Regions from separate parts of the Homo sapiens genome. Here region 1 is linked to region 2. Evidence: chromatin contacts called from ENCODE Hi-C data. All regions are on one chromosome and are shown on one strand. The core of a region is the stretch at or near the end of the contact, and the rest is flanking DNA. Distances in the headings are between cores, read along the strand shown.

Region 1 (4,927 bases), core at 1-2,500, 7.7 Mb before region 2:
GAGGGAGGTATGAGCAGCGAGGGGGAGAGGGATGGAGGGTGTGCCTGGGACCCTCCTGGGAGGGTACGGTGGCCCATGGAGGGCAGCTGGTGGGGGGCGGGGTGACCCTGTGACACGGACATGGGGCTGCTGGGGCAGGATCTCTTTGTCACCTCCTTTCTGTGTCCAACCTGGCCGTCCCCATCAGGCGCCCACGGCCTGCGAGAGGAGCCCGAGTTTGTGACGGCAAGAGCTGGGGAGAGCGTGGTCCTGCGATGCGACGTGATCCACCCAGTGACGGGACAGCCCCCACCCTATGTCGTAGAGTGGTTCAAGTTCGGGGTCCCCATCCCTATCTTCATCAAGTTTGGCTACTACCCGCCGCACGTGGACCCTGAGTATGCAGGTAAGGTCTGGGCACCCGGTCTCCCGCACCTTCCCCAGCTGGAGTCAGCTCCTCGGTGGTTCCCCTCTGGCCCCTGCCTTGTCCTGACCACTCTTTATCTCTGTTTCCCAGTCTCTGCCTGGTTCCTCCCATCCTTTGTCCTCTGTTGGTTCTAATCAAGCGGTGGGAGGAGAGGGCTGTGGAGGTGGGGCAGGGTAAAGCCTTCTGAACAGCACCGCCTGGGCTGTGGAGAGGGCTGGGAGCCAAAGGGGAAGCTGGAGAGGCCTGGGTGGGAGAGTGGGATGGAGAGGACAGCAGACTGAGTCAGGCAGCCCTGGGCCAGCACGGCTCTCCCTGCTTGGCCGCACCCACCCCTTTCCTCTTGGCTCTGAAGTCGGGGCGCCTTCCCGTCCTGAGTGTATGGATGAATCTTTGGCCTCCCACCGTTTGCAGGTGCCTGGTGTCTGCCTCCTTGTCATGCTGTCCTCTCCTTCTCCTGGCCCCGTCTGTGTCCTGTTTGGCAGTTACTCCTGCCAGCAAAGGCCTCGTGACTCACTGCCGCTGCCTGCCCCCCAGCCCGCGGGAGAGGAGGGCGTGGGTGTGTGTGTGCGTGCGTGTGCGTGTCATTGAGCGAGCGTTGTTGGGGTTGAAAGGAAGGGAGGAAGCAGGCAGGGCACTGCCTTCACTTTCATCTTTGCTGGTGGCTTCTGAGGTCTGCCCTGCCTTTCTCAGAATGCTTCCGTCTCTGTCCCTCTTTCGCTCCTGTGCCCATGTCTCATGCTCTCTTTTTGGCCAGGGTTGGCTTTGAGAGTCTAGTTTTTAGGCAGATTGCCAGCATCAGGACGAGGAGGAGAGCAGAGGTGTGGTGATATTGGCTGCGGTGAGGGGTGAGCTAAGAGCGGGTGAGGTGGGCCGACCTCGAGGGCTGCTCCACCCTGCTGGCGTCATGGAAGAGGCTTCTGCACCTCTGGCCTCCTCATTGCCACATGTGAGACACAGATGGCATCCTACTGGGGCAGGGGATTAGAGCTGAGGAAGGGTGCCTCCAGGATGTTTGCTCTGATGGCCAACCCATTCCTTGTTCTCAGGCTTCTGGGCCCTGCTGCCCTCATCTCCTGGGGTCACTGGGCTTTGGTAGGATACATAGTCTCTCTGGCACTGACAGCAGGACTGGGAGGGGACCCTAGCATCCTGGACCCCAGCCTGCCTTCCCTCTGCCCTAGAGAGGGAAGCTGGGTGAGCCAGTAGTCCTGGAAATGCTGCTGGGATAGGGATATTGCTCAGCCTGAATGGAGGTGCTCCCGGGTGCGCTGGAGACCCCCCACCCATCCTCTTCTGTTGGCACTTTTTCATTCTCTCTTTCATCTCTTCACAGCTCTGTATCCATCATGCCTTACTTTTGTCTCAGGAGACCTCCAAAAGAATGAGAGTATTCTAGGGAACTGAGGCTGCTCTCAATGCCAAGTGCATTGAGTTGCCTTGCAGGCTGGGGCAGGGCCAGCTGGGGCGGGAGAGTGGCTCTGTGGCCAAGGTGCTATGCCCTTTCCTTTGCCACCTGCTGCTGGAGGTGGGTGCCAGCTGTTATTCTGGAGCCCTGCCATAGGGAATGGTATGAAGATTATGATGAGTCCCCTGTCTTTAGCTGGGGCAGGGGGCGGGGAGCTGCTGTCCTTACCTGATGGCCTGTGGGGCTTTTGTCTGCTCTATTCCCCCAGGCCGGGCCAGTCTTCATGATAAGGCATCTCTGCGGCTGGAACAAGTTCGCTCTGAGGACCAGGGCTGGTATGAGTGCAAAGTGCTCATGCTGGACCAGCAGTATGACACCTTCCACAATGGCAGCTGGGTCCACCTCACCATCAACGGTGAGTGACGGCTTCCAGGGTGGGTCCACCTCACCATCAACGGTGCCTGAGGGCTGTTTCCGGGGTGGGCCTGCCCCAGGGGAAGCCCTTCTCCCAACTGCATCTCACCCCCTGCCCCCCTCCTTGTTGCTGTGGTCCCATGAGACATCAGCTCACTCCTGCAGTGTCCCCGCTGCTGTCTTCTCGAAGCCTGTGCAGGCAGTGCAGGTGCCCAGGAGCGGCAGCTCCCTGCATGTGTGGTGCTGTCAGAGTCCTTAGAGGGACATGGGAAGCTGCTACTTCAAACCAGGAGGGCTGAGGCTTTAAGGTGGCAAAATGGGTCACCGCTGGGATTATTTCCCAGCCTTGGGAAGACCCTGCTACCCCAATTCTGGTGGAGTTCCTGGGGTCCCAGAGTTAGTCTTTCTTTTTAGATCGATGTTTTGGTTCTCTTTAACTGTATTCGTTTGATTAGTATGTACCAAGGGTGTAGTGTGTATCCAGCTCTGCAGCTGATGATGGATAAACACTGGCAAGCAGACCTGCACCCAGTCCCTGCCTGTGCGGGGTTTACCACATAGTAAAATGCAGGCATCCTGGGAAGCGTCACAGTTTTAATGGGCGTCAGTTATTACAGCTCAGGTTAAATGCCTTGTGCTGGATAAGATGCTTTTCAAGGATCTGGGTAAGGGCAAGGAAGCCCCAAGAGCTTGCTGAGCTCTGGGAGTTGGCCTAGGCTGGGGGCCTGAGTCCCCAGCGGTGACAGCACTAGAGGCTGGGTCCTCGGGGTCTCCCTGGAGGGAGAGTCTCCTCTTTGTGTCCCTGGAAGGAGGTACTCTGGAGGAGCTAGAAGGCTGGAACCATGGAGAAAAGATGAAGGAGAAGTGGTCCCCGTCGTGGGAGGGGAGCGGGTTTTAAAAAACATTTCGTTTTGTTTTTTGGCCAAAAAATTAACAATGTGTCCTTCGTTATTCCATTGATGACAAAATTTGTATCTAGCCACCGTTGTGTGGCAGATACTGTGCTAGTTATTGAGGCTTCAACAGCGTGGGTGCTTGGGTGTGCCACATACAGCTTACGGTCCTTGAGACCATAGATGCTGTGGTTAGAATAGAGAAATTGACGTTCCTGGCTTGGAAGCTTCTCTCAGTTTTTATCTGCTCCGAAGGGTGGCTCTGTCTGCCCTGCCTGGGGGGGCTGGGCCAGACCTGTGTTCCTTTTGGGTCTGAGAACTTGTCCAGGACCCTGGAAGAACGGAATATGTTATATTTTAGCAAGATCACTGGCTTTGAGAAAAGAAACCTTACAGCTGGTGGCCCTAGGCTGGTGTGGGTCCAGCCTGCCTAGCCCAGCCCTGCCTGTGGGAGGTGGCTGGCTCCTGTCAATCAGTCCCAAGAGACTGATTGAAGCATATTTGAAATCTTGGGGGGATTGTTCTGACCACCTGGTAAGCTTTTGAGTCACCGCCTTTTGGTGCCAGCTGTTGCGTGAGCAGGGAACAGGAGCCCAAGCAAAGTGTAATTAGGAAGGCAAATCTGCCGCTAAAACCTCGCCTTGATGAACACCAGGCTGAGGGTCCCCGCATTGCTTCCCTTCTCGACTGTGCTCTATTCTGAATGGGAGGGTGAAACCATCTTGGGGCACTGCCTCCGTTCTTTTGCATCATCCTGATTGGCAGTGTTCATTTCAGGAATCTGAGACACCAGGCATTCAGTGGACGTGCGTATGACTGGAAAGTAGAATCTCACTTCAATTTTATGTTCTGGAGCGTATCTGTGTTAGTTTGCACGAGTGGGAGTTGGTTCTTTGGGAATTCCTAATTGCTTTGAGTGGGATAAGCATGGAGCGAGACCTTTAAAAGATGAGGTTCGTTTCATAAACCCACTGTGTACTAGCTGTGTGGCTCTGGGCAAGGTTACTTACCTGTCGGACTTCCGGTTCCTCAGTTACAAAAAGCAGGGACTATGATTTGCAGGGCTGCTGTGAGGACTAGGTGAAATGCTGGATCTTGCACAGTGTCTGGAGTGTTAATTACATGTGGGTAATTATGTGTGAGATGCTGGCCATCCTCCTTCTCGAGAGGAAAAAAAACAAAGTCAGATGAAAATCTAGTAGCAGGGATATCAGGCCGGAAGGTGTAGAGGACTTTGGTAGTTTTGTGAGTCTACCAGCAGTTATCCATTCGAAACATAGTTTTGGACATCCACTCTGTGGCAGGCTCTGGGAATACAGCAGGAGGCATGACCCTGTCCTAGGTCTTAAGGAGACTTCAAGAGACTGTCACATCCAGAGATTACTGCCATATGGCTTTGGGAGCACAAAGGAGGGAGAACTTCTCTGAAGAAATGGCCTCTCTTCAGAGACCTGGCTAGGGAGGGGAGTTCGTCACGTGCAGGTGGGAAGTGGAGTAGGGTCCTCCAGCCAGAGTGGACAAGCGTGCTCGGAAGCCCAGAGCGAGGAGAGCGGCGCATTCAGGGAACACGGGTAGGCTGTTCATAGGGAAATGCTGGGCGGGAAAGCTGGGGATGGTGCACCATCTGCTCCAGGCTTGAGAACCAGGGCTGATAATAAAAGACGCTTTTCCATAATCAAGGCACCTACCTGCGCACAGGCAGAACAGAACCAACCCTTCTGCGGTGAGAGATCTCCTTTCTCCTCTTCTGCCTTTCTCTTCTTCCCAAGTTCGAGGCTCCTTCCAGCATAAAAATTTCCGTTACTGAAG
Region 2 (5,006 bases), core at 2,234-4,733:
CGGCTGAACTGGAACTAGTCCCACATCTCCTGGCTCCCAATGACTGTACTTTCCAGGGCACCTCCCAAGAGTTCCTGCTAATTGCCTCCTTTAATCTCTCTAAAACCATAAAACAATGTCCAAGTACTTCCTGCTCTTCAAGGAAATGGAATCGCTGGTTAATCTGCAACTAGCAAATCACAGTTTGAGGAGGCGTAACTTAACTTTATACCACTAATTAACCTTAAATTTGTGATAAACGCAAGTTCCTTTATTAGTTAGTCCTTGTTTGTTTATATTTGCGAAATACTAATGCAGCCTTTTTGTTCCTGAATAGACTAGGAAATATCTTTAAAAAGAAACTATCAAGTTCTTCTTTATATGGTTACTTTAGGGGCACATATTATGATATATCAAAATCAATGTAAATAAGTCATGTTTGAACAGAGCCGTAGTCTGCAAGAATGAAGAAATCACTAATAGAATTTCCTTCCTTGTTCTAAGAAAACATTTAGACAAGAGGAGTTCCCAACAAATGGACTGTGACATTGGCGCAGAAGTGGAAAAGTGAACTGCCTAAAAAAGGACCAGCTGAATGAGGAACAGGGAGGAGGCAATATAGAGGTAAAAAAAAAAAAACAAAAAAAAAACAAAAAAAAAAAACAGAAACAAAAGAGTTTTTTGCAGTGGCAGTATTGCAGCCAATGAGGTTTATCTGAGGGGTGATTATTGCTCTTTGAAAATTGGAAAAAAAAAAAAAAAAAAGACATGACATTTGCATAAATTCTTTTTTTTTTTTTTGAGATGGAGTCTTGCTGTGTTGCCCAGACTGGAGTGCAGTGATGCGATCTCGGCTCACTGCAAGCTCCGCCTCCCGGGTTCACGCCATTCTCCCGCCTCAGCCTCCCGAGTAGCTGGGATTACAGGCGCCTGCCACCGCGCCTGGCTAATTTTTTTTTTGTATTTTTAGTAGAGACGGGGGTTTCACCATGTTAGCCAGGATGGTCTCGATCTCCTGACCTCGTGATCTGCCCGCCTCAGCCTCCCAAAGTGCTGGGATTACAGGCGTGGGCCACCGCGCCCGGCCACATAAATTCTTTATACTGAGAACAACTCTACTTTAAATCACCAAGTGCCTAGACTCACCGGAGAAACATTAAGGATGTCATAACTTATGTACCCATACTGGCTAAAGCTGCACTGTCATACCAAACAAAAACTTTGAATTCTTTAAATTTCTCTACAAAGTTTCAACAAGACAAACCTAAAAGTTCCTTCTCCAGAAAAAAGGGACCAATATTTTTATTCTTAAGTCACTAAGTGTGTGCTTTGAGTTAACCTGAAACCCTAGAGCATAAGCTCTGTGTCACTAGCAATGACATTTGAGTTGGTTCTTCATTTTGTTTCCCGCCACAGAAGGCCAACTCTGCAAGAACAGGTGTAGTTTCTTGAATGCCATAAGGTTAGGGTAGAAACAGCCTCTCCCATCCCCGACACAAAACCATAAAAGTCCTGTACCCAAAACAAGTTTTTAATTAATGTAATGATATGAATTTAAGTCCCGATGTCAAAACTTCAGGGTCCTTGGAAAATTGAGCTTCAAGTATCTAAGTAATATGTGATGTTCAAGTGAAATTAGAACCTAGGTCTGGAGCATGGAAGGTAATAATTCTTTTAGGGTGGAATTTCTCAACTTTTATAGACCTCTGTCTTACTGGTAAATTTGCAGGGGGTGGGTGGGGAACAGGAGAAACAGATGTTTCCCAATCTCCCTTGGAAATCTTTGCATTTGTATCTGGATCTGCATTTACACCTGCCTTATAAGAGAAACGTACACAAGCCTTGCTTCTTTCCCACTTTACAAATACATCTTCCTCTACCTTCATTCTTCAGGCCAAACATTGACAGAAATAAGACAATTCAAAATGTTCAGACACACCTAGCATACATTTATGATGCACTTCAGCCATCTAACAGATATCGAGTTTACTATGTGCCAGGTGAGTGGATTAAAAAAAAAAATTCTTCCAGGGACTCACAGATCAACAGCAGCTGCCAAGAGTACGCCTTGACCTGCATAACTCAATTAATTCAAACTCAAAGGAGTTACAGTGTAGGGGGAAAAGACCAGACCTCATCACTGACCACCTAGATTGTAACTAGTTTTCCTACTATCAAACCCTTTCCTTCCCCACTATCAAACCCTTTCCTTCCCCATCTGTCCTGCATTCAACTGCCAGATTCATTTCCAGAATTCCACTTTCAAGGAGTCTCTCTGCCCTACTCGAAAAGCTTCAAAGACTCCTCACTACGTATCACCTCTAGTTCAAACTCTTCAACTTGAGTCTTCTATGAGTAGCTCCACCTGATCAACTTTGTTTCTTGTTGGTACGGCTCCCTTCTGCCAAACCCTTTAGGAGGTGTAGAACCCAAATCTAATTCAACTACCTATTCTCTAATAACTCCTCAGGCAGCCTTCATTCCAAGCAGTCTTAAAAAATTGTTCCTTCTATCGTCACAGATCCATTAGTTTTCAGGACATTCTTTCTGAACTCAGCATAAGCTTTCCTCTTAACAAATGGCAGGTATATCCCAAGTTATTTTTAACACTACCATCCCAAACAGATGTTTATCTTCCCAGCCACCCCTGAGTGAAATCAGAGGGAGTCGCCTGCAGTTCGGGCAAGGGAATCCCAACATCGCATCTCGTGAGAGGAGGTATGGTGTGGTTGCAAACTATGGAGAGGAAAAATAAAGGAAACAGGAAAAGTGAAGGTCTGTGCTCCGTTCTTTCAGCTTTTTCTTTAGGAGGAGTAGGGAAGGTAGGGAGGAGACCCCCAAGAAATGAATTCTTGAGGAAGGGCAGAAAAAACACTCACAGTGCTTCCTAAGTAGGAAATAGGTGCTGGGGGCCCTGGATAAGGGAAGGGGCCGTCATCCTTAGGAGAAGGGTACAGGTTACAACGCGAAACAAAGAGGCTGGGAGTTGGAAGATGAAGGGTGGAGAGACTACAGAGATCCGGGCATCCGATCAAGAGGGTCCCCGACGCGTCCCGCAGGGGACTGGCGGATCACCGGAGATTCAGTGGCTAAGAGGGACGGCGTCGGTGCCTAGGAGGGCTCTGGGGCGAGCGTTTATGGGACATCGCTCCTAAGGGGGCGCGGGGGCGGGGAGGAGTTTTTGAGTGGGATCGTGTACCAAAAGGAGAAACGTTTCTCAGACCAGTGCTCTTCTTGAACGGAAATCCCGGGGACGCAGAAAACGTTAAACCGTTGAGGCACCGGCATTTCCCAGCCCCAGCCCGGCTTCCCTACACACTCACCGAGTCTCCTCCAAACGCCACTGCTCCAGCTGCAGCTACCGGCCGGCGCAGCCGCACTGAGCGCGCACCGTCCCCACGTGACTCGCCCAGGCCCCACCCCGCACCACGTGACCTGCAGGGCCCACCCACTCCCGCCTCATTGTAGTCGCCCTTCTCCACGTGGTCTTGGCTCGCCCCGCCCTTCCTTGTAAGATGGCGGCGCCCAGGTGGAGCGCGTCGGGCCCCTGGATCCGGGGAAACGGCCAAGGTTGCGGGAGTCTCTTCACTCTCGTCTCAAAGCCATTTTGTGCCGCTGCCGCTGCCTCTACGGCCATAAATGCCCAGAGATTAGCGGAGAAGCTCCGAGCCCAGAAACGGGAACAAGACACAAAGAAGGAGCCGGTGAGTCCAAAGGGACCAGAACTCCCTAGAGGCAGTGCGCTCATTGGTTTCCCAGACGGGGAGTAGGTAGGAGGGTCCTCTGAGTGAAAGCGTGTGAGTCAATAGCCCGGACGCAAGGTGGGAGAATGGGGAGAAGGCGGAGGGGAGGGGTCAGTAAGGGTACGGTGTTTTCCCGTGAGCTGGATCTTTGGCTACTGTCAGGCTCAGTCCTAACCACTGCGTCGGTACGCAGGTTAGACAGATGGGTATCTCTGCTCTCAAATTAGTCGAAGGCGGCGCGGGTCTGATGCAAAGATAGTCATTCCCTACTCAGATTCTCACCCAGACCTTTATGGAAGGTCTTCTCCACGGCTTCCGCACCAGGCATTCCCCACGGCTCCTTCTTTCTCCCTAGGTGTCCACAAACGCTGTTCAGCGGAGAGTGCAAGAAATAGTGCGGTTCACACGGCAGCTGCAGCGAGTCCACCCCAACGTGCTTGCTAAGGCACTGACCCGAGGAATTCTCCACCAGGACAAGAACCTTGTGGTCATCAATAAGCCCTACGGTCTCCCTGTGCATGGTAAGGACCACGCGGGAAAGGTGGAGGAACCTGCAGCTGCTTTCTGCTACAACCGAGGAAAACTGAGACGTTACTTGTGGTGCACTCTAAAGCCTTGCATTCAAATTAATTAAACTTTTGTAAACTACCGTCCAATATAAGGAACCACCGAGAACACAGAAATAAATAAATAAGACAGTCCTCCCTTTCTAAACATCTGACAGTAAGCAATTCGTAGAATACGCTGTGTGCAGACTACAGGGATCGCTGTAGAGATATACAAAGGCTGTGTGGTTCTAGACTAAAGGTTATCTTCCATCAGAACTGGGAATGAGAAAATGATACATAAGAAAAAAGGGGGTGTGTGTGTGTGTGTGTGTGTGTGTGTGTATGTATGTTGGAGTATATGTAACATACAACCCCAGAGTGACTGGAATTTAGTGGACCTTCAAATGTCTTTCAACAGATGTTGCATGTAGTTGTCAGGGACAGCTGAAGTGAATCAGGAAAGATTGATTTAAAAAATGCATTTGTGAAAGAGGGAAAAGGCCCATTTTAGCTAGAAGAAGGTAATGCTTTTTGGGGAGATACGGAGATAGTTGTTCACAAAGACAAGGAATTAAATCACATCACCAAGTGTTTGTATAATTTTTTTCTCTCTTTATTTTCGCAACAGTTTTTTGCCTTTCCATTCCCCAATGAAGTTGTTTTCCAGATATTTACATTTTATAACGAGAAAGCAAAGTTGGAAAGAGAAGTAATGTGTCCAAGGTCAAAAAAATGG

Evidence for each region. Hi-C counts contacts between places; a loop is a spot of excess contacts on that map. Pooled maps may share reads with other maps.
Region 1: a loop to region 2 is called in a pooled map, with 9 times the contacts of the local background. The contact joins the enhancer-like site here to the promoter of RPUSD4 in region 2. A Hi-C loop is called at or near these places in 3 of 50 pooled maps.

Annotation. Positions count from the first base shown.
Region 1 is chr11:133,941,519-133,946,445 of GRCh38, reverse strand. IGSF9B (immunoglobulin superfamily member 9B) reads left to right here. Exons shown (of 20, transcript NM_001277285.4): 2 at 188-385; 3 at 2,080-2,226. Among named protein-coding and RNA genes, the nearest start is that of IGSF9B, 13 kb to the left of the region's middle. RefSeq lists an enhancer at 709-1,437. Within about 2 kb of position 1,250, at least 11 of the 41 ENCODE cell types and tissues checked have a DNase peak (open chromatin) inside an H3K27ac peak, as active enhancers do.
Region 2 is chr11:126,210,127-126,215,132 of GRCh38, reverse strand. RPUSD4 (RNA pseudouridine synthase D4) reads left to right here and starts at 3,483. Exons shown (of 7, transcript NM_032795.3): 1 at 3,483-3,683; 2 at 4,078-4,243. The coding sequence starts at 3,495. FAM118B (family with sequence similarity 118 member B) reads right to left here and starts at 3,351. Exons shown (of 9, transcript NM_024556.4): 1 at 3,303-3,351. It also overlaps the pseudogene RNU4-86P. RefSeq lists an enhancer at 3,469-3,698.